Linked DNA regions of Mus musculus: region 2 is linked to region 1. A link is a loop called in an ENCODE intact Hi-C map of the cell type or tissue named here. Cell type or tissue: heart. All regions are shown on one strand. Each heading gives the region's core, and the rest is flanking DNA. Links, peaks and the distances in the headings are about the cores only.

What was found. Hi-C counts contacts between places; a loop is a spot of excess contacts. Peaks named below come from ENCODE experiments on the same cell type or tissue, not always from the same donor. Only the 100,000 strongest peaks of a DNase experiment are listed, where the experiment ranks them.
Region 2: it touches region 1 in a loop (4-fold over the local background); 7 of 42 quality-filtered maps call a loop at or near these places.

Annotation. Positions count from the first base shown.
Region 1 is chr11:85,522,765-85,533,186 of GRCm38, forward strand. It overlaps Bcas3 (breast carcinoma amplified sequence 3), which reads left to right. Exons shown (of 24, transcript NM_001166643.1): 16 at 9,029-9,179. Among named protein-coding and RNA genes, the nearest start is that of Bcas3, 170 kb to the left of the region's middle. In heart, for the core only: a CTCF peak has its summit at 5,453 (motif pointing right); DNase peaks (open chromatin) are centred at 1,077, 1,647, 2,577, 2,977 and 1 weaker place; H3K4me3 peaks cover 1,901 bases; H3K27ac peaks cover 2,151 bases; H3K27me3 peaks cover 707 bases.
Region 2 is chr11:85,572,555-85,582,976 of GRCm38, forward strand. Bcas3 (breast carcinoma amplified sequence 3) reads left to right here. Exons shown (of 24, transcript NM_001166643.1): 20 at 4,228-4,328; 21 at 8,488-8,684. Among named protein-coding and RNA genes, the nearest start is that of Bcas3os1, 140 kb to the right of the region's middle. In heart, for the core only: no CTCF peak of the experiment used is centred there; a DNase peak (open chromatin) is centred at 2,167; H3K4me3 peaks cover 304 bases; H3K27ac peaks cover 2,553 bases.

The DNA of each region.
Region 1 (10,422 bases), core at 817-8,816:
CTGGTCTACAGAGTGAGTTCCAAGACAGCCAGGGCTACACAGAGAAACCCTGTTCTCGTAAAACCGAAATAAATAAGTAAATAAACGTTTTTTATTAATGTTAAAATGTTGTTCAATTTTTTTTTTTAATTCAGTAGAATTTCTCCCATTTTCTCTTTTGTGTTCTTTTCTCCCTCTGTGTACTAGAGCCATGTAGCCATCCCAGCTCCTTGGTACAACCCCCTGGCAGCCTTATTTCTCCCTACTTCTCCTCACCCCTCATTCTAGCCACAAACTGCCCTTTTAGAGTAAATTATACTTACTGTACATACAAGCTTTGTAATAGTGACTTTCTTTTTAAATTTTACTCTTATAAATCAGGCTCCTAAATCCAAAATTCATTTTAGCTTCCAGGAAGTACTTGTATTACACATTAAAATAGCATACAGTACTTTAAGAGTAAGGAACAGGTGAGGATATTCTGAGAATCAGGAGAGAACAGCTAGAGAATTAACTGTTGTGCTATTGACACAAGTATAATGTGTTATGTATAAATATATGTTCAAAACAGTCACATGATGGCAGACCACCAATTCTCTTGGAGGTATACTTTTAATTCTCCTTGACACTGGAGAACACCAGATGGTGAGTTCTGGACCATTCTGTGTGCTGTAGCAGAACATCACTAATAACTGTCTCCACCTGAAAAACATGGATTGTTTTCCTCCTCTGTACCCGTAGTGGTTACTGTGGTACCAGGAAGCTTTCTTAGAAAAAGCAACCAATGCTTTTGCTAGATTTCTGTTGCAATGTTTTGTCATCTGCTGCCTTCCCAAGGAGCAACAATCACAGCAATAAGAACTGCAGTTGGGATCATCCTTGGAGATTCTGCCTCTGTTTAAGTCCGCGCAGTTGTTTGGTAAAGCGTGTCCAGCCTCCATGTCCAGAGCTAATTTTCTTTCCTTCCATCTCCTGCTGAGATCCCAGGCCTGTGCAGCCTGGTCTGCGGGTCAGAAGGCACTGTCTCACACCAGGGCGCTGCTGTTTCCTTTTCCTACTGAGTAGATTGCAGAATATACTGGAACATGCCTGAGAAAAGGTCAGAAAGAAGGCTGAGAGTCCAGGAACTGCAGCTGGGAAGCTTGTCATCCTCATCTGTGAGGGAAAGGAGGCGGGCTAGGGGCCTGAGGGAGGGAGAGCAGAGCTGGAGGGAGGGAGGGAGGGACAGACACTCCCTTTCTGACCAAAAGCAACCCATATACTAGAAATTCCAGTTTGTACTGAGCACTTAAAAAAAATAAATATACATATATATGTTTTAAAGGATTTTATTTGATTTTGATTAAATAATAGTTGAGATTTAGTTGAGAATGCTTTAATGTTAAATTAGACCACAAGCAAGAGCTAAGCATGCTTTCTAGCTTTGCAGAGCTCAGCTATCCAGTGATTGTTTTAGGACAAGCTACCATTGTATTCTTTTTAACAGAGTCAAGAAGTCAACTTTTCAACTCCAGAATTAACTTAAAACTCTTTGGTAAATTTTGCTGCTTTATACCCGCCAAGTCCAGGGCCGGATAGTAAAAGCAGACCGGCAGTTTTGCTTTTGTGTGGGACGGACTGTGCGCATGCGCAGAGGCTCTGAGCGCTTCTTACCCAGCTTTCCTCTGGGACTGGGTAGACAGGAGGACGCTTGTACGCTGTCCTCAGAATAGCGAGAGTGTTGGGAGGAGGATGGAGATGAGGAAATATTGGGAGAAAGGATGTTTCTATAGGGTTGGGAGTGCCAGGAACCCGCGAGTTTGGGTTTGAGGGGTACCCTTGTTATTTTAATTTCCAAATACAATTTCCATTACTTGCAGCCAGGAGCTTGATGGGGTGAGAAGCAGAGCCCCTCAACTGTGGCAGATCCCTTTAGTCTGTGGAGATTGATGAAAACGGACTGGACTGAGGCATCTGGTTTGCTGAGACATGGATGGTGTCTGTCATAAGCCCTTTTAAATAGCCTGCCTGATGCCTGATGTGGGTTAGGGCCCTATGTCTAAGGAGCACAGGAAAACCCAGAAAACTGCAGACCTCCTAACTATGCTGTCCCATGGGCACGCTAATTTGCTCTTGTAAAGGAATCTTAACATCTCTATGCCTGTTTGTCCTCGGATCCCCAGTGACCTCCTAAGAGGCTCACCGGACACCCCATTGTTCGTTGTCTGTGTTCTTTCTCACAGCCCTCTTTCTTAAGGAGTCTTTCTAAGGCTCCCACTCATGACCACGTGTATCTCACGCTTCTGCTAACCTGGCACGGGTTTTCGGCTGTCTCCCACTCTGAGTTCCCCCTTGCAGGAGATTCCAGAGCTGTGACTGCTGCACATCATGCTTGGTGGTTTTCTTTTCCTTACTTCATGGTGTGATTGGGCAGCAAAGAGGATCAGGAGGAGCGATGGCCTCATTCATTTGTTCATTCGTTTCCTCTCACGTGTCCTGAAGAAGTCCATGCACAGAGTATGCTGATAGTAGCTCTAGCGTTCAGCAGAATGTGAAGTGCTCAGCACTTTCGGGGTCTTGCTTCCCTTAGAAATGTCTCGTGCTTGGCAGTTTGCCTCGTTCACATGTTCTCACTTCCCTGCATCCAGAAGCTGGGAATCCAGTCCTGGCAGCTTCTGCACAGAGGCTAAAGATAAAGCAGAAAGGAGCCAAGCTTCCTCCCACATTACCTGGGAGTTGCTGTTGATGGCTTTTCCACAAATGTCCGGGTTTGTCAAAGCCCAGTAAATCTTGGAAAGTTTATTTTCCTTGTAGCATCTGTGTTTTATAATGGGTCTTTTAATTTGTTTTTACTCTGTCTGCAGGGATTTCTTTTGTCCGGAGTTTTCAGACTCTTGGCTTTTTTTCCTTTCCTGTGGAAGTGAGTCCGTTAATGATGACTGGTTTGGGAATATGACGCTCTGCAAACCTGACCTGGGATGCCGCTCCTCCGGAGCAGCCACAAAGCACGCTGGTGCTTCCCCTCTGTCCATTTTCATCCTCAACGTAATCCATTTGCCTGTGAGCTTTGTAGTATAAAATGTTTGAGGAAATGCTGTGTGGTTCCTAGCCCCCCTCACCTGCGTCTGTGGGACCTTGTGTCCGTATGAAGCATAAGCCACGTCTTTCTGTGCAAGTGGCAGGAGCCAAGAAAGACCATGTGAGGTGGTTTCCTTTCCAGAGATAGAAATTTGTTTCAGATACGCTTAGTAAGGCAGTGCTGGAATCCTGAAGCTCATGATTCTATTTCACTTTCCACTGTAAGATCAGTGACAGTAAACACAACTGAAAACAGGTCAAACCGAAGAATCAGAGCTTTCAGCATGATGAGTTTTTTTTTTTTTCCTTTCAATTCAGATTTTTAAATGATGTCCTGTTTTGCCATAGAATTTCTGCTTTAATTTGTCAAGAAACCATCTTATTGGAATTTGGTCTTTCCTCCCCCACCCCCAGTGAGATGCCCATCTATCGTGGAGACTGGTTTCCCTCTAAGGGATCAAAGCTCTGGTGGATTTGGATAAAGACCCGAAAGCCCGAAGGCTTATGCAAGTTTATCTATATAGCCTAACCCTGGAAAGCTGGATAGGAGTCTTAGAAGAGCTCATTTTCTCAGGAGATTTTTGGGACTTCCTCTGTCTGGTTGTGCCAGGAACCCTGTGAGAATATCCATTCTTTCTCACTGCATTTTTCACTTGCAGGTCTCGTGTCTGCCGGGATGGGAAAGTATGATCGTGTGGAAGTGTTTTATGGGTCTTAAGGCTTCATGAAGTCTTTCTCTGAGGCTGCAGCTAGGCAGTTTCTGTTCTGTGGTGAAGAGAGACAGGGACAGGAAGGGAGGCGCCTCGCTGATGTAAGCACTCAGCGGTGCGGTGGCATCTCCTTGAATTCTTCAGTTTTCCTATTTTCCTAAACTATTTCCTGGAGTTGGCACAAAGAAAAGGGTAGGGAAGATGGACTCCAAGTCCATAGACAGTATACTTAGAACACCTTTGTGCTCACTCTCACTGTGAGACTGTGGCACAGAGAGCTAGCCTCGGTACTGCAGACAAGTGTCTCTGTGTGTTCCTAAAGGTATGGAGTTGCCACTCCTTTTCCAGATCAGCATGAGTCTGAGCAGGGCACAAATCCATCGGCTCGCTCACTTGTCTTTTTATCCCCTCCCCTGTTAATTGCGACAGGGTTCATTACATAGCTTTTGCTGGTTTTGAGCCTCTGCCTGGGCCTTTCAATTGCTGAGATTTTTGCCTATGCTACCATGTTTGGCCTTTTCTAAAGTATTTTGAGATCTCTCCAAAAATGTATTTTTCCCTATTGTTGGGGGCCAGGGGGGCTGTCAGCTCCTCTCCCCTTCCTCCCCTGGAAAATTCATTTGGCAATGCTTATTGAACTGTTGATCGCTGTGTCTGCTACTGAGGCTTGTCTGTGCTGTCCCTCGATTACTAACCTGATACCATCATTCATGATTCTTTCTTTTTATCCTTCAATTTCTATTTGACAAGGAAACTCCTGTGTGTGCAAAATTTATGTGCTTCATCTCCCTTTTTAAGTTGTCCTTTAAAACAATAACAGTAACTCCTTCTCTTTGTCTCCGAGCGGTTTCTCAGATGTCAGTGGTAACATGTTTTTCCCATCATCTGTTCATTTTCTTCTCCTCCCTCCCCCCACTCCACCACCATGGACTTGCTGATCAGGGCTGAGCTCAGGCTGTGATCCCAGTCAGCCTCCTGCTGTGGAGTTAAAGAGGCAAGGATACTGAGAGACTCATTGTCTCCCTTGTTAGTGTCTTCTTTGCAGTCACAGTCATTTAATCTCACGTCTACACCGGTTACAGGGCATTTCTGATCCCAGGTTTCTTTTCCGTAACAATTGGCTTCTCCACCTGTGTAGTAGGACTTTCCTATGGAAGCTTACCAGATACTAGGTTGCCTCATTAATGGTTCATTTGGTAACTTACATAGTCCTCTTTCTTAGTTGAAATTGTATTCATTTGTGTTTCTGTGTACAGATGGTGGTGGATGGTGTGCGTGGCCATCAGTCTGTCTAGAGGAACACGATATACCCTTTGAGTATCTCTCATTGTCTTAGAACCCAGCAAGTAGGTCAGAATGACCACTGTGTTCCAGTAATCTTCCTGCCTCTGCTTCCCCTGTGCTGAGATTGTAAGCCCCGCCATTACCCTCACCGTTTTTTTTTGTTTTGTTTGTTTGTTTTGATTATTGGGGTTTTTTTTGTTTGTTTTTTTCATGGTTTCAAGGAATTGAACTGAGGTCTTCATACTTTCTGCACAGAGCTACCTCCAAATCCATGAAAATATAAAAGTTATGCATATTTACAGGTACCAGGCAGAGCTTGGCTTTTTATTTATTACTTCATATGTATTTTTATGAGTATTTTCCTGCATATTTGTATGTGTACCATGTATATGCCTGGTACCCAAAGAGGCCAGAAGAGGGTGTTAGATCCTTTGAATCTAGAGTTATAGATGTTTGTGAGCCAAATTGTCATATTAGCATCCAGAAGAAGGCTTCCTTGTTTTCACACCCTAGCTTTGCATTGCTTTCTACTAGGTTGGTTTTGCTTAAGAAGCTGTTGGATATTCTTTGTTTTCTGAGAATCCTTAGTATTGGAATTCTCATTCCTAGCTCTGAGAAGGAGGTCATAGATATTTAATTGGCATTGTATTAAATTTGCTTTGGGAAGCAGGGCATTTTAATGATGATGAATGTTTTAATCCACAAGAATAGATTGCTTTCCTAAATTTGTTTTCTTTTAAAATCCCTAGCATACTGTGTCTTAGGCACATTCCATCTGAGAGATCTTTCTTTTCTCTAGCTAAATTTATTCTTTTAATTTTTTTCTTTCACTCTCCTTTCTTTTCTTATCCCTCCTTCCCTCTTTCCCTTTCCCCATTCCTTCCCCCTTTCATTCCCTCTTCATTTCTGTGTTTTCTGATAGTGTTATGTAGCCCAGGTTAACTTTGAACTTAATATATAGCTAAGAACAGCTTTAGACATTCTGGTCTTCCTGTATCCTTTCCCAATGCTGTGATCACAGTTATGTGTACCTTGTCTGGTTTATGCGGTGATGGGAGCAAGCCTAGGGTTTGGGTAATGTGAGGTGATTCTCTACCAGTTGAACTCCATTCTCAGCCTTTAGCTATTTCTTTAACAGCTATTATAAATAAGATTTCTGGTTAATATACTGATTCAAGTTCAGGCAGTCTATTTGGGAATTATGTAAAAGAGAGTTACTGAGCTTTTGTAGAACATATTTAAGCCATGCTATTAAGGAGATCTGTTTATAAACTTCTTCCAAATCTAGTACCTTGTAAGAAAGACACTGCCACTCTTCCTACCCCGTTAACATAAAGTCTTCACAACTCTACACACTCCTGCATACTGTCTCGCAGATGGAGGCTACATCTTAAACACACAGTCCAGGAGGAGGAGACTACAGGCGAATAGTGCTCCAGAATGCAGGAGCAGGCTGAGGAGAGGCTAGACCCTTCTGTGCTGTTCTGTCTCCTAGGGAGGCAGTGAAGCTGCTGCGTGCTGGCCACTGAAAGCATCCCATTGGGAACACTCCCATGGAATCACATTGTGCCTCTCTCACTCATGTTTACTTGTCTTTCTTTTATTTCCTGTTGTAGAGTTCTGTGCCCGGCAAGGGCTCTACCACTAAGGTGTATTCCAAAGCTTAAAAATGTCTGATCAGAGCCGGGCGTGGTGGCACACGCCTTTAATCCCAGCACTTGAGAGGCAGAGGCGGGTGGATTTCTGAGTTTGAGGCCAGCCTGGTCTATAGAGTGAGTTCCAGGACAGCCAGGAGGACACACAGAGAAACCCTGTCTCGAAACCCGCCCCTCCCCCCCCCAAAAAAAGTCTGATCAGTACTGTTCAGTGAGCTCACCGTCTGTGTGCTGTTTGCTTGCGCAAGAACTTTTGTTAGTGTGTACTGTTTCTCCTAAGCCTGCCTGCCAACATAGGACACATTTGTAACTGCAGTGTTAGGGTGGCTGAAGCAGCAGGACCTTGAGCTAGAGGCCAGCCTAGGATGCATAGTGTTGGGAGGGGGGGGAAGGAGGGGGGAGGGAGGGAGGGAGATTCTAAAAGGCAAATAAATTTATCTCCCACAGTGTCATGGTACACCTCAGCAGTAGTATTTAGATACTACTTTTGCTCCCACAATGGCATCCCTGTATACTTCTTTATGTTGTCCTTCAGGCCCTGAGCTGCCCTGTCCTCCCACTGTCTACCCAGGTTACTTCCCGTGTGGTCTATGAACCCATTTCCAAGTAGTTGTTGCCACATGTACTTATCTTCATTCTGTGTGCTGTAAGGTTTGTGATAAGAGGGATAGGAGCCCTCACAGAGCCTTATCTTAGGCTGGGACACTCATCAGATCTGTGCTTAGTAGCTGATAAATGTATATGACAGACACATCCTGAGTTTTATTAGCTTGTGACATATTAATGTTGGATCCTCATTTCAATACAATCACAGTCATCTGATAATGAATTGTCAACTATTGTCTCTACCGACCTTGAGAATTTAAGTCACTCAGTGACTCAACTATTAAAACGTTTTCTCCTTTATTGTATTACAAATATCCATTCATCTTTTCCTTAAGGCTCTCTCTTATGTGTGTGAAACATAGTCTGTCTGTGTGTATTGTAACTGCTACCTTTTGTATCACAGCCAAGGTGTGAATTGCTTCACTACTTTTATGAAATTGGAATTTGCTAGTATGGGGGGGGAGGTCAGAGATTGTTGTGCTTGAGTTTCTTCTCAGCCCTAGCATAGCTTAACTAATTAATTCCAGGGAATGATACAAGCTGTTGGACCTGTGTCCTTGAAGAGCAGCACTTTGCCACCCTTGTCTGCTTTTGAAGTCAGCATCTTCCTGGTAGGATTAGAAAGTGGCTGTTCTTATCTTTCAGGGCTGTATAGTTAGTCTGAGCATTGATATAGTCATAGCCTCTTGGCTTAACTGCACAAACAAGGTCATGCTTAGCAATAGTAGAGAGACACTCTAAAATTGTGGGAGCGTACCACAGGCTGTGTCTACTGAGATTCCACCCCATTGACATGTCTTCAGGTGGTGCTCATTGAATTGTATATATTCAAGTTTTAGGACATGGAACTTTCTGGAATTCTCTTCCTGACACTATTTTTTATTGAATCTGTATTTGTGGTACAAATTAGGAAAAACTATCCTTACTTCTCAGTACCCATCAAAAGGCAAACCAGCTTCTTTTACAGTTCTCATAGTAAGGAGAAATAGTGAATTTTTATCAAAACAGTGGCCTTTCTAAGGATGAACAAAAAACCATACTGCATTTAGAAACAAGAATTCTGGGGGCTATGAAACCTGGTAAATTGCTGATGTATAAGTGTGAAAACCTGAGGTTTCGGTTTGTAGCACTCATCTACAAAGCCATGTCCAACAGCACAGATATTCCCAGTGTTGAGGGCTGAAACCTACCTGAGAGCTCCCTATCCAGCCTACCTACCCGAGTCAGCGCGTGCGTGGGTTAGGTTCAGTCCAATGCCCTGTCTTAGAGTGTAAAGTGAAAAGTGACCAAGGAAATGCCTGACATGGACCTTTATGTGCACACACGCATGAGTGTACCTTTGTGCACATGTACACAGCAAAGTGAAAAACAAAAATCCATCTGCAATTTCTAAAACTAGTTGCTATGGTTACTTCAGTGACCTGTAATGTTGGTTGCTTCCAGTCTGTATGAAGTTTCATAATACTTGTACCAATTTCCTTTAAATTTTATCTTGCTTTTTTTTTCATTCATTTGTTCATACATTCATTTGTATGTGTGTAGATAGTAGATGACAACGTGTAGGAAGTTGATTTCTTTTACCATGTGACTCTGGAGACCACCCAGGTTATCGGGACTTGGGAGCAAATGCCTTTCCCCACTTAGCTATACACCAGCCCTGATTTCTTTCTTAAACAAAACCCTTTTCAGGAGGGGTGCTTCCATTCCTGATGCTCTGCTTTCTGTTTCTTTTTGTAGGGAAGCTGACCAGCCAAGACTCTTACAATAACTTTACAAACAACAACCCTGGCAATCCCCGGCTTTCTCCCCTCCCCAGCTTGATGGTAGTGACGCCTCTTGCGCAAATCAAACAGCCAATGACACTGGGAACCATCACGAAGCGAACAGGGTAAGGCCTCAAGCTTGATGCTGTTTCCACAGCCACTGGAAAGGCGGGATGGATAGGAGTTGAATGTGCTTTCTTTTCATTGTGTGTTTTTGATTATGTTCTTCATTTCCAGCCCACATGAGTCTCAGTGGCAACTGAGTTAGTACAGAGTTCAGAATGCACACAAACATGCTTACACACACAGACATGCTCACACACAGCTGTGTACACGGATCTATAGCAGCGACAAAGTTTTGAAAACCAGTATTGGCTAATGAAAACCAGGCTCCTCCACACAGCCATACTTTCTGCTTTGTGGCATGGCATTGTTTGATTGTACAGTTTGATTTTTTTGGCCCTTGCCATCACACTGCCCACAATACAACACATTTTGATAGAGTCAAATATTAAGAAAAGTTTTCTAGATGACAGCTGAAGTTTATGAGACTCACCTACTCATTTGGTGTGGGTGTATTACCCCTCCCCAACATATTTACATCCCTCATCTATTGTTAGAGTCTAGGGACTGTGCTATTGCACATAGCTACATCTATTGTTAGAGTCTAGAGACTGTGCTATTGCACATAGCTGAAAACCAGTACAAGATTGTTCCCTGACCCTCTCCAAGACCCTCGTAGCGTTCTTGAATTCTTTCCAGGGTTCATTTTAGCTGATCTCTACTTGTTTGGCATATGTGGATTTGAGCTTATAAATGAATTACAGCATTCATTGACATGATATCATTAGATATTCTGTATTATGGTGAGACTGACTATCCATTTTGGACTATTGAATTTGTATTTCTGTAGTCATGTCTATAGCCAAATTATTTGTTTTACTCAACATACAATACCAGTATTTAATTGTGTTAGAAGTGGGACAAGCTGTATATTTAAAATCTGTATTAAAATAATATAGAGAAAGCCCTGTCTTGGTCCCAAATAGTCCTTAGTTTTCCCCCATGAAAAAAATAGATTAAATTATCTGGCCACTGCACTGACACACTGCTAATGTAAAAGTGCTTATAGAAGTCACTTTTCTTAGAACTATTATGGTTCCCAGGTACCAGATTGCACTGTCACATAGGCTCTTAGCCTAGTTGACACGGTGTTTATGAGTGAGGCAGGCCTGTTGACAGAAGTAGGCTGAGTTTATAACGTTTTAAGGGGAATAAAAGGGGGGAAAAAATCCTGAAAACCAACTTCCCAAATGACAGCTCATTGCACCATCCTTAGACCTGGGTGCCATGTAGTTTAACTCTTTG
Region 2 (10,422 bases), core at 1,580-9,579, 51 kb after region 1:
TTGTGAGCAATGCTCCCTTATCTCAGTCTCTTGCAATTAGTCAACGTGTGACATCAAAATACACTAGGTGAGGTTGTTGTTGTTGTTTCTGTTTACTTGCTCTCTGCATGTTTGCTTCTCTGAGAACACATACTATAAACAGTCTGCTTCAAAGTTACCTTGTAACCATGTGCTCATGTGCTCATCCTGGCCTGCCTGGTGCTATTTTAAAGTAACTTGACAGTATTTCCTTTGCATGTAGCGTGATAAGACGCACTGTTAATCCTTGTAGCTATAGTAGGGATATAAATGGTGAGCTGTATATCTTGAAGTTCCTTCTCCTTTTCTTTGTTTATTATCTAAAAATAGCTGATAAGAGACTAGAAAGGCTGCTGAGCACTTGCTGCTCTTGTAGAGGTCCCAGCATTCCATGCTGGCTTACAGCTGTGACTCTAATTCCAGGGGGTCTTACTCTCTTTTCTTACCTCCATGGGAAGGTAACGGGCACAACGTGTGGTACACATAGATACATGCAAGCAACACACTCATATACATAAAATAAATCTAGAAAAATAATAAGGCTGACAAATGTTTGTAAAGGTGCTAACAATTTTTCTTCAGGTAGTTGGTCTGTGTCTTGTTTCTTTCAGATTGGGCTTGCAAGATACACAAAGTATTAAGTAGGATCAAGAATAGTCTCATTTTTGGTGCTGCCGAGATGGCTTGGTGGATAACAATGCTTATTGCCCTTGTAGAGGACCTGGTTTCAGTTCTTAGCACCCACATGGCATCCCTTGTAGCCTATAGCTCTAGTTCCTAAAGATCTATAAGCCCCTTCTTACCTCTATAGGCCCTTGAATGTGTGAGGCTTATATATGAACATACACTCAAGAATACACACATACATAAAAATGAATTAAAGGAAAACTCTCATTTTGAAATTACAATAGTTCTTTAGCGTACATTATTAAAAATGTGAACAATGACTCACTGTAATCCTTTCTAATGTTGCATCTGAATTTTGTATAAAAAAAGCTGTAACATAAGGTTTGGTGACATTTCATCCCTTTTGGTATCATCTAGTTTCTAATGAGATTATTGGTAATCAATACACAGTGTTCCCTAGCACCCAGTCTCTGCTCCTTGTTTCGTGCTCCTGAACTTTGCCTGCTACTTTTAAACGTGTAGGAAATGCTCTGCCTGCTGAAGTGAGCATCTTGACATGGTGATAGACCAGATGTTTGTCTTGCTTTCCTGAATCCATTCAGCAGTGATGCAGTCTCTAACAGAGTGGCTGAGATTCTGTCAACTCCCAACCACATCCCATATCCCTCAGCATAGGATTGGGTTCATTTCTAACCAAAGTGGATAGTCCTAGTTCAGTCAGACTTTCCTTTTGACGTTTTTTTCCCCTTCCTACTAGCTTCAGCATTTGCAGTTATTTTTCCATGTGACCTCCCTCCTAAGACATAAATGTCTCCTGTGTTAATTCCCTCCCTAAGACATAAATGTTGAATACCCTCCCTGCTGGGATTGGAGAACATTTAAAATGTCAATAAGTCTAGGGGAGAAAAAAAAGGATATTCATTTAATTTTTATAATATATTTATTTTTATTTTGTATATACATTAGTGTTTTACCTTTGGGTATGTCTGTATGAGATGTACTTAACATCTGTTGGATCCCCTGGAACAGGTGTTAAGACAGCTATGAGCTGCCACGTGGGTCCTGGGAATTGAACCCCAGACTTTAGGAAGAGCATCCAATGCTCTCAACAGCTGAGCCATCTCTCCAGCCCAGATACTCATTAAATATGAAAAGTACACTTTATTTTAATTTTCTATATTGTGATATTTCCAGAGCAAACTGGTGAGCAAAAGGCCTTAAAATCTCCGTGAAGGAGGTTCAAATTCATGATTTCCTTGTCTTTTTCTTCTGGCAGTTTAAAGGAGACTTATTTATTGTCACTATTTCACATATACAAAGAATTCATTTCTGAGTTGTATATCTGGAATATTTACTACTTCCTTTGTAAAGCAGACAGGACAGAGAGGCCCCTCCCCCACCCCACTTCCTCATCCTCCCCCCCCCCCCCCGTGGGAAATTCCAAGCATACCCATATCCAGATAACAATAGCACAGTAAACCAATAAACGGCCAGCTCAAGGCCCCTGTCGTCTGGCTGTGGTTCCACTGCAGCCAGGCTCTAAGTCCATCCCTGCCACCTTCATAAGTCCTAGTAAGTGCCAAACCATCTGTTGCTGTCACTTGCTCTATCTAGAATACAAAACTTAAGCCTTACACTTAACGGAGGACAGGAAATTGAGGGTTCCTCTTGGTTCTGTCTGTGACAAGAATCAAACAAACATCAAACAAAGGTGATGAATGATTCAGGAACATTGTTCTTGAAAACATCAGTTGACTTAACATCTGTGCAGTATAGAACAGAATTCGTTCCAAAAGAATGTTGGAACAATGGAAAATAATGGAAAATTGTTATGTTACTCTTTTGTTTGCCCTCATAAACGAAGTGGCTGTGTGGCTTTGTGATCATTTGGGCTTCTTGCTAAACATCAGCATGCCTGTGCTAGAGAGCCATGATTTTGTAGAGCTAGCAGTTCATGGTTTGGACGATTGCAAATCTTACATTTCAACACTATGTTCATGTCTGGCCATAACTACTAAATTAGATCTTACTTCATTTCTTGAAACAAGTTCAGATAAAGTTTTATGGGCTTGAGTCTTTTAAAATCTTGCCTTGAGTCGTACCTTGTCATTGTTGTTATTGTCTTTTCCTCCTCCTCCTCCTCCTCCTCCTCCTCCTCCTCCTCTATCTATTTCTTGAGTTTGTTCTTTCCATACCTTATCTGGCATCATCAAATAAGATTGACATCACCTTTACTGGGAGTATGTATTACATGGGAGTATGTATTAAGTATTTCGTGGAATTTGTATGAAGCATATTTAAATTGCTCATTTTCCTTTTAGCAGTTTAGCCTAAGGAACTTTTGGGTGAGATTGTTTCCTGTCCTAATCTGTGGTTCTTTATTACCCATCTCCTGCCTTCCCTCCCCTGCACCCCATATCTTCTCTTTTGTTCTGTTTCCCAGTTAACCCCATTGCTTGTTTTCTCTGGAGGGAGAAATCCAGTTCTGCTGTGAACCTAAAATGAAGTCTTTTCTTAAAGTAGGGATAGAGAGAGATGCATAGAAATCAGGAATAATTGTACCTTCAAGAAGAGCAGTGAGATCGCTTCTCGGCCTTTTGGCTAAGATCAAGTGAAGAAGAGCAGTGAGGCTGTGGACATGTAAACTCTGGGACTGTTAGAAGTGTTTGGTTGCATGTGCAGTACTTGTTTAGTGTGCAGGAAGCCCTTGGTTGGATTCCTAGCACTGCAGAATCCTAGTGTTCGTTCAGATGCTGTAGTCCCAGCAAAAAGTCAAGCCTGGGTCTGACGTTCAGAAGGCAGAGGCAGGAGGTTCTCTATGAGTTTTAGACCAGCCACAGGTACACAGTAAGACCCTGTGTAGTTCAAAATTCATGCTTACTTTAGCTGCATAGTGACTTTGAGGCCATCCTGGGCTGCATTAAAAAAAAAAAAAGTCTGTTTCCAACAAGCAGACACCCGTAAATGAAAAAAAAAAAAAAAAAGTCTATTGCTTTTACTAACTAAAGGTTCCCTTTGTAGAAGAATACAGACTAGTTTCAACTGTATCTTAGTGCTGAGGATTACTGGAAATTACTTGAAATAGCCGAGAAAGACAATATCTGAATAAATGAGTTTTTGCTGTGATTGAAAGTGTTTCTCAATCAAATGTCATGCATTTTTATGTATGGGTTCCGGGTTCTTTGAATCCATAGCCGGCCACCCTCCAGCAGACAGGTGTGTCACCTCAGTGAATTGAGGTTGTGCGTGTTCTGATGGATTTAGTTGCTCTTTTCTGCTCTTCCCATCACTAAGTCTCCACAACTGTTGTTTGTTTGTTTGTTTGTTTGTTTGTTTTAATGAATCCCCCTCCTTTTGCCCCAGCCGACCTCAGGAGATCCTCTCCAGCAGCCTTCTGAGTAGCATGCCTGGCCAGCATTTACTGTTAATTGGGAAATATTTCTATGAACTTGTGTGATCATTAGTTCTTTGAATTGCTCCTGTGTTTTATGTTATAGAATCTATCTGAGCTGATTATGCTATTATTTGTATCTCCAGTGCACAAAGGTCTAAGTTCTTTTTTTTTTTTCCTTTCTCCTGTAGCTCTTCCCCCTGGAAGTCCTGGCCCCATTACTCGACATGGGTCCTATGACAGCTTAGCCTCTGACCATAGTGGACAGGAAGATGAAGAATGGCTTTCCCAGGTAAATATATCGGGGCTACTACAATAAGGGAGAACAGAAATCTGTGTTTATTCTTTTCCTTACTGGAAAACGAAGAGAATTGGTCACTGGGTATTATTATTATTTCCATATTAAGAATGTCTCAAGTTGGGGGAAGGTTTGAGGGACCAGGAGGTGATAGGGACTCTATAAGAAAACCAACAGAGTCAACTAGCCTGGACTCTTTGGTGTTCCCAGAGACTAAACCACCAACCAAAGAGCATACATGGGCTGGACCTAGGTCCTCTACACTTAATATAGTAGATATGCAGCTTGGTCTTCATATGGGTCCCCCAACAACTGGAGAGGGGGCTGTCACTGACTGTGTTGCCTGCCTGTGGATCCTGTTCCCCCCACTGGGCTGCCTTGTCTGGCCTCAGTGGGAGAGGATTTGCATAAACTTGATGTATCAGGGTTGGTTGGTGCTCACAGGGGCTCTCCTTTTCTTAGAGGAGAAGGGGAAGAGAGAACTGAGAGAAGGTAGGGTCTGCAATCGGCATGTAAAGTGAATAAATAAATTAATGAGGAAAATAATGTCTCAGAAATGTTGCTGTAAGTTTCCACACATTGGATTTTATTGACATTTATCTCCAGTGTTTGCTTTGCCGTAGCACATACAAATGTCCAAATGTGTTTGTACGGGAAGCTGAACATTATTTTGTGCATAGTTCCCCCTGGGATCCCTGTCCTTGACGTGCTGCAGTCATTGGCCTCTAAACCTTTCCTAAAACAGCTTCAGCCAGCCACTCCTTGCCTTACCAGGTGACTGGGTCTTCAAGTGAAGGGCTTTGAAATAAAAGAGACTCAGGCAGATTTCACAGTGGAGCGATTACAGTGACTTCCTTACAGATGCTGTTGTGTCTGTCTCCAGTCTGACATCACAGGGGAGGATAATGACCTGTATCACATTACCAGTGTGACAGCTTTTATCAGACAGGTGCCTCTGAGAAGTGGAACCCTTTGTGGTGTTCTCAGGGAAGATAGCCTGAAAGCTGAAGTGACTCTAGAAACTGGAGGAATAAACCATTTCTACATAGCGTGTATTTATTCCATGACCGCAGCTATGCTCACAGATGCTCTGTAATCAGCGGTCCGGCTCCCCACATGCTGAGGCCCTTCCTCTCCTTGTGATCTCAAGACAAAATATCCCATTGTGCACAAGCTTGGTCCAAGAGCTCTGGCAAAGAAACCACTGTCCTTCACTTCAGCTTTTCCGTTAGAAGCAGGGGTAATGTGTGCTGTCAGTGTGAAAGTGTATACAATATGTTCGTCCTGCACACAACAGGAGCGTGAGCATGGCAACATCTGGCTACGGCCTCAGTGAGATTGCACAGGCATCTGTTTACCTCTCGGCTCTGTGACACTCATGGTTTGGAGCTTAAAATACACACAGTTCTTTATCTGTGGCCTAATTTACATTGCTGAATGCAACTCCCAGAAACGGAAATCACTGTCCTTGATCTGTGTTGTCTTTCCCGACATTAGATTGGGAGCCTGCATCCTCTCAGCCTTGCACACAACCGCATTCCAAACCTTGTCAGTTGTGTTTTTGTTCAGACTCAATTGTCATAATCTGAGAAACTTAATTAAATATAAACAATCAGGACACTCAAGGAATGTGGGAAGCCACTTCATAAAGCCTTTTCACAGAGGTGAATACAGCGCTGTCAAGTCTGGTAGAAGTATCGTCGGTTGATTTTTCCTGAAGATTTATTTAAACTGTTATTCCAAAGATCATTTGTAATGATATTTGGGTCCCCCCCCCACCCGCCCCGTCTTCAATTTGCTTTTTTTCTCACACTATTGAGTATAATCCTAGCAACTCCCCCACCCTTTACATGGAGCGGGATGCTTATAAGTTTGCATTGCTGTTTTACTGTGTGTAGATCCCTGTGTCAATGTTTATGACAGTTGAGAAAACATTTTGATCAAGTGTCGGTTACATGAGAGAAAACATAACAACTCCTTTATGTAAAAATAGATGTGAGGGATGGAGAGACAGCTTAGTGGTTAAGAGCACTGACTCTTCCAGAGGACCTGAGTCCCCAGCTCCCACATCAGCTGGCTCACAGCTGCCTGTAACTGTGTTCCTAGGGATCCTGTGCTATCTTTTGCCCTCCCTAGGCACGTTCACACATGTGACTTGTCCTCACACAGATCCATACACATAAATAAAACTTACATAAAATTAGATATAAGAATAATTGAAAGCAACATCAATATATTGCAGTATTATACATGGAAAGCAGCTTCATATGTGGAATTATTGGATTCCTTACCTTAGCATTGGAGAGCCAAAAATAACTGCACAGTTTTCAAGAACTTGAAAGGATTGCTTTTAGTCACTGTCACTGCATGCCCACATGGGGTAACTACTGACTTAGCTAAATCTACAAATTTGTCAGTCCCTAAGGACCTCATAGTAGTTCCATGAGACAGACAACCCGCACTTTCAAATCTATAGCTCCTTTTCCTCTCGGGATTTTGGTGGTTTGGGATACATGGTGTGGTTGTGTATATTGTGGGTATGTTAATGTGTTTATATTTCTACAATTTGGGGTTAAATTTTTCTTGAGATAATAATATAATTACATTATTTTCCCTTTCTCTTCCCTCCTTTCAAACCTTCCTTTGTACAAGTCCCCCACCTTCCATTGTCTTTAAACTCCATGGCCTCTTTCTCTTTAATTGTTGGTGTTGGTGTTGGTGGTGTATGTTTATTCACAAGAGTATGAATGCAGCCTGCTCAATCTGCATAATGTTACTTGTATGTTTTCCAGGCTGACCATTTAGTATTGGGCGGTCATTTGTGTGCTCTTCCTTAGGAAAGACTATTTCTCCCCCTCTGTAGTCCTTAGTTGCTTGTAGGGTTTTGTGTAGAGTTGAGGCTTTCTGAATACTCCCCTTTCCATACTACCTTGTCTGTTGGTGTTATCCTTGTCTAGGTTATGTTAGGCAGCCATATTGGTGAGACTTCATGGGCATACACTTTGTAGAAGACACAATCTCACAGCAAACTTCCTGTACCTCTGGCTCTTAGAATCATTCAGTTTCCTCTTCCATAATCATCCCTGAGCCTTTATTGTAGATATATATTCATTGGGACTGGACTCTACAACTCTGCATTTTGATATTTTATAGCTTTCTGTAACGGTCTTTCTTCTGTTGCAAAGAGAAGTTTCCTTGATGAAAGTTGAGAAGTAACCTACCTGTAGGTATAATGATAAATATTGAAACTATTAGCTAGGGATTGTGCTGGCCTAGTAAAAGTGGAGGCTGTAGGTTGTCCTCACAATTGTATGCCTGGTGTAGTCCCAGATGGTTGGCTGGGCTTTCAGTACCAGGAATGATGTTCCTTTTTAAGCAGGTCTTGGTCCAATTAGCAAGCTGTTGCTTACCACCAAGGCAAAGGTGCCACTAGTGTGCCCTTAATGTTTTGTAACATGCTGGTCATTGTTGTGGTTCATAAATGTCATAGCTGGTTTGCATAGCTGGGAGCTCACGTGACAAATTTGGTGCAGGAAAGCTGGTCCTCGGGGTACTCACCTTAAGGTCAAATCAAGCTCAGACCCTGTGGGTTCTGTGTCTGAAGTACATGGTGTCTTCCTTTCACATCTGATCACATACCAGGGCAATAGCCATAGTCTATAATGTTTTGTGAGTCTCCTGGAGAATGCTGACCAAGAATTCAAAAGGCTTCTCATCCCTGGTATTGGGGCTTTTGTCCTACTATATATGGCTCTTGTGGGAACAGTTTGATTATTTTAAGATTTAATTTTAAATAATTTAATTTAATATGCTTGTGTATGGGGTTATGTACTTGAGAATTCAGAAAGAGTTCTGTGTCATCTAGAATTTGCGCCATAAGCCATTGCAAGGCACCCATTGTGGGTATCGGGAACTAACTGAAGTCCTCTGCAAGAACAGTGCATGCTCTAAACCACTGAGCCATCTCTCAAGCCTCCTACAGTTTATTCTTAATGTCCATGAAATCCAGTCAAAAGATTTCAGAAATGCCCATGTAGGCCGTAATGTTGATTGTATTTTGCTCTGGGCGCTCTGGCTGCCTTTATTTCACTCAGATGGAAAGTGGGTGTTAAGGCCATAGTACCTTGAAACCATGACTGTGTCTCTTTTTCAGGTTGAAATTGTGACACACACCGGACCCCACAGGCGCCTGTGGATGGGCCCACAATTCCATTTCAAAACCATCCAAACCTCAGGCCAGACCACGGTCATATCAACTAGTTCTTCTGTGTTACAATCGCACGGACCTAGCGACACACCACAGCCGCTCTTGGACTTTGATACGGATGATCTAGATCTTAACAGCCTCAGGTAGGAGAGGGGAAACAGGAAGTTGCATGCAAGACAGGCTTCAAGTCTTCCTTTGAGATGAGTGTCCTCTCAGTATTCACACTTCTCCTTTTGACACAGTGTCCTGTTGCTGACTCCATGTTACCTGTCATTTGTTGTCATCGATTAGGAGCTGATCAGTGCAACACATATTTTAGTTCTTAAATGGAACACTTTAAAAAGCCAGCCAATTTATGCTTTGTGCATATGTGTGAATGTGCTGAGGGGCTTATTTTAATGTAATACAATATCTACTTATCTTCCTGTTCAAATCAGAGTGGAATATGGCTAGGTGGTAGTGGGTTACCTTAAATGAGTGCAGTCTGTGTCTCCGTCCGCAGAGTTACCAGTCAGTTAATAAGCTTTGACTTGGTGTAGTTGCCCACATCTTTAGTCTCAGCAGTCTGACTGGTGGTTTGTGAGTACAAGGCATAAGAACATCCTGTGCACAATTTAAAAATACCTGTTACACATCGAGAGTTTGCTTTAAAATAGCCTTCTGACCTTCCTTGTGTATCTTTTACAATGAAATTATAGGAAATTATATTCCAGCCACATGACAAAATGGCTTTATCTTTGTCAACAGCAGTAACAGCTTTTAAAAATAATAAAGCTAAGCTAGCTGTGATGGCACATAGCTTCAATTCAAACACGGGGAACTGAGTCACCTGAATCTCTGTGAGTTCGATGCTAGCAGGACTTTGTGCTAGAGACCCTTTCTCAAAACAAAACAAACAAAATTGTTGCCAGGCTAAATTAAATTAGACTCTCAAAAATTTAAATGGGATCCATGTCTAGAGGGGTGGAGACATAAAAGCCCTCCTGACTTTCCTTCTGGTGGTCTCCAGAGCATTGGCCACTTAAATGTCTGAGCATTAGCTCTTTCTCTCATTCCCCGGCTGTCTTGCCTTCACTAACCACTCAGAGCTGCTGCTGAAGTCAGAATCCAGGGTGTCTTCTTAATTTTAAAATTTTTATGTGCCTGTTTGTTTAGAGACTGATTCTGTAGCCCAGGTTATCTTGGAATTCACTGTGTAGTCCACATGGTTTTGAACTTGTGGATGTCCTCCTGCCTCAGCCTCCTGTTGAATGCTGAGATTTGGGATGTGATATAGTTCACCTGGCCTAGGCTTATTCTTCACTTCTCTTTTCTCCCAGAACATATGTTCATTGAGTTATGCCATTTATATCCCACAGTATATCTGGGAATTTGAGACTCTGTCCCCTGTGGGCACCGTGGATATCATGTGTGCTTTCAGTCCTTCTGGCCTCTGGTCACATGGCAGGACATTGGCTTCACTGTTTGTTTAAAACTATGACGTCCATTTTTTAAAAATCACAATACATTCTTCATGTTCATTACACCATCCTTTGCTTCATATACCATTAAGGTTGGTGTTGTGCTGGGTGTAATTGCGCGTTTACTTCTAATTCTAAAGGTAGAGTTACATTTAATCGCAGCAGAAATGCAGTAGATTTCTCAAGCCCAGTCTGGTCTGCATAGCAGAACAGATCAGATCCTGCCTTGCCTCTAAGAGAAGCCCATCTAATGTGAGCAGTAATGGATTCCTAGGTGTGAAATTGTCCTGTGATGACTCTGTTGTTGTGAACAGTATATTGCCACTGTGTAGTGTGATCTGATTCACCACAGTCTATCATCTCTTTTCTTCGTGTTTTACATTTCATTCTGTTGCTTGTAAAATAGCACTATGCATATATG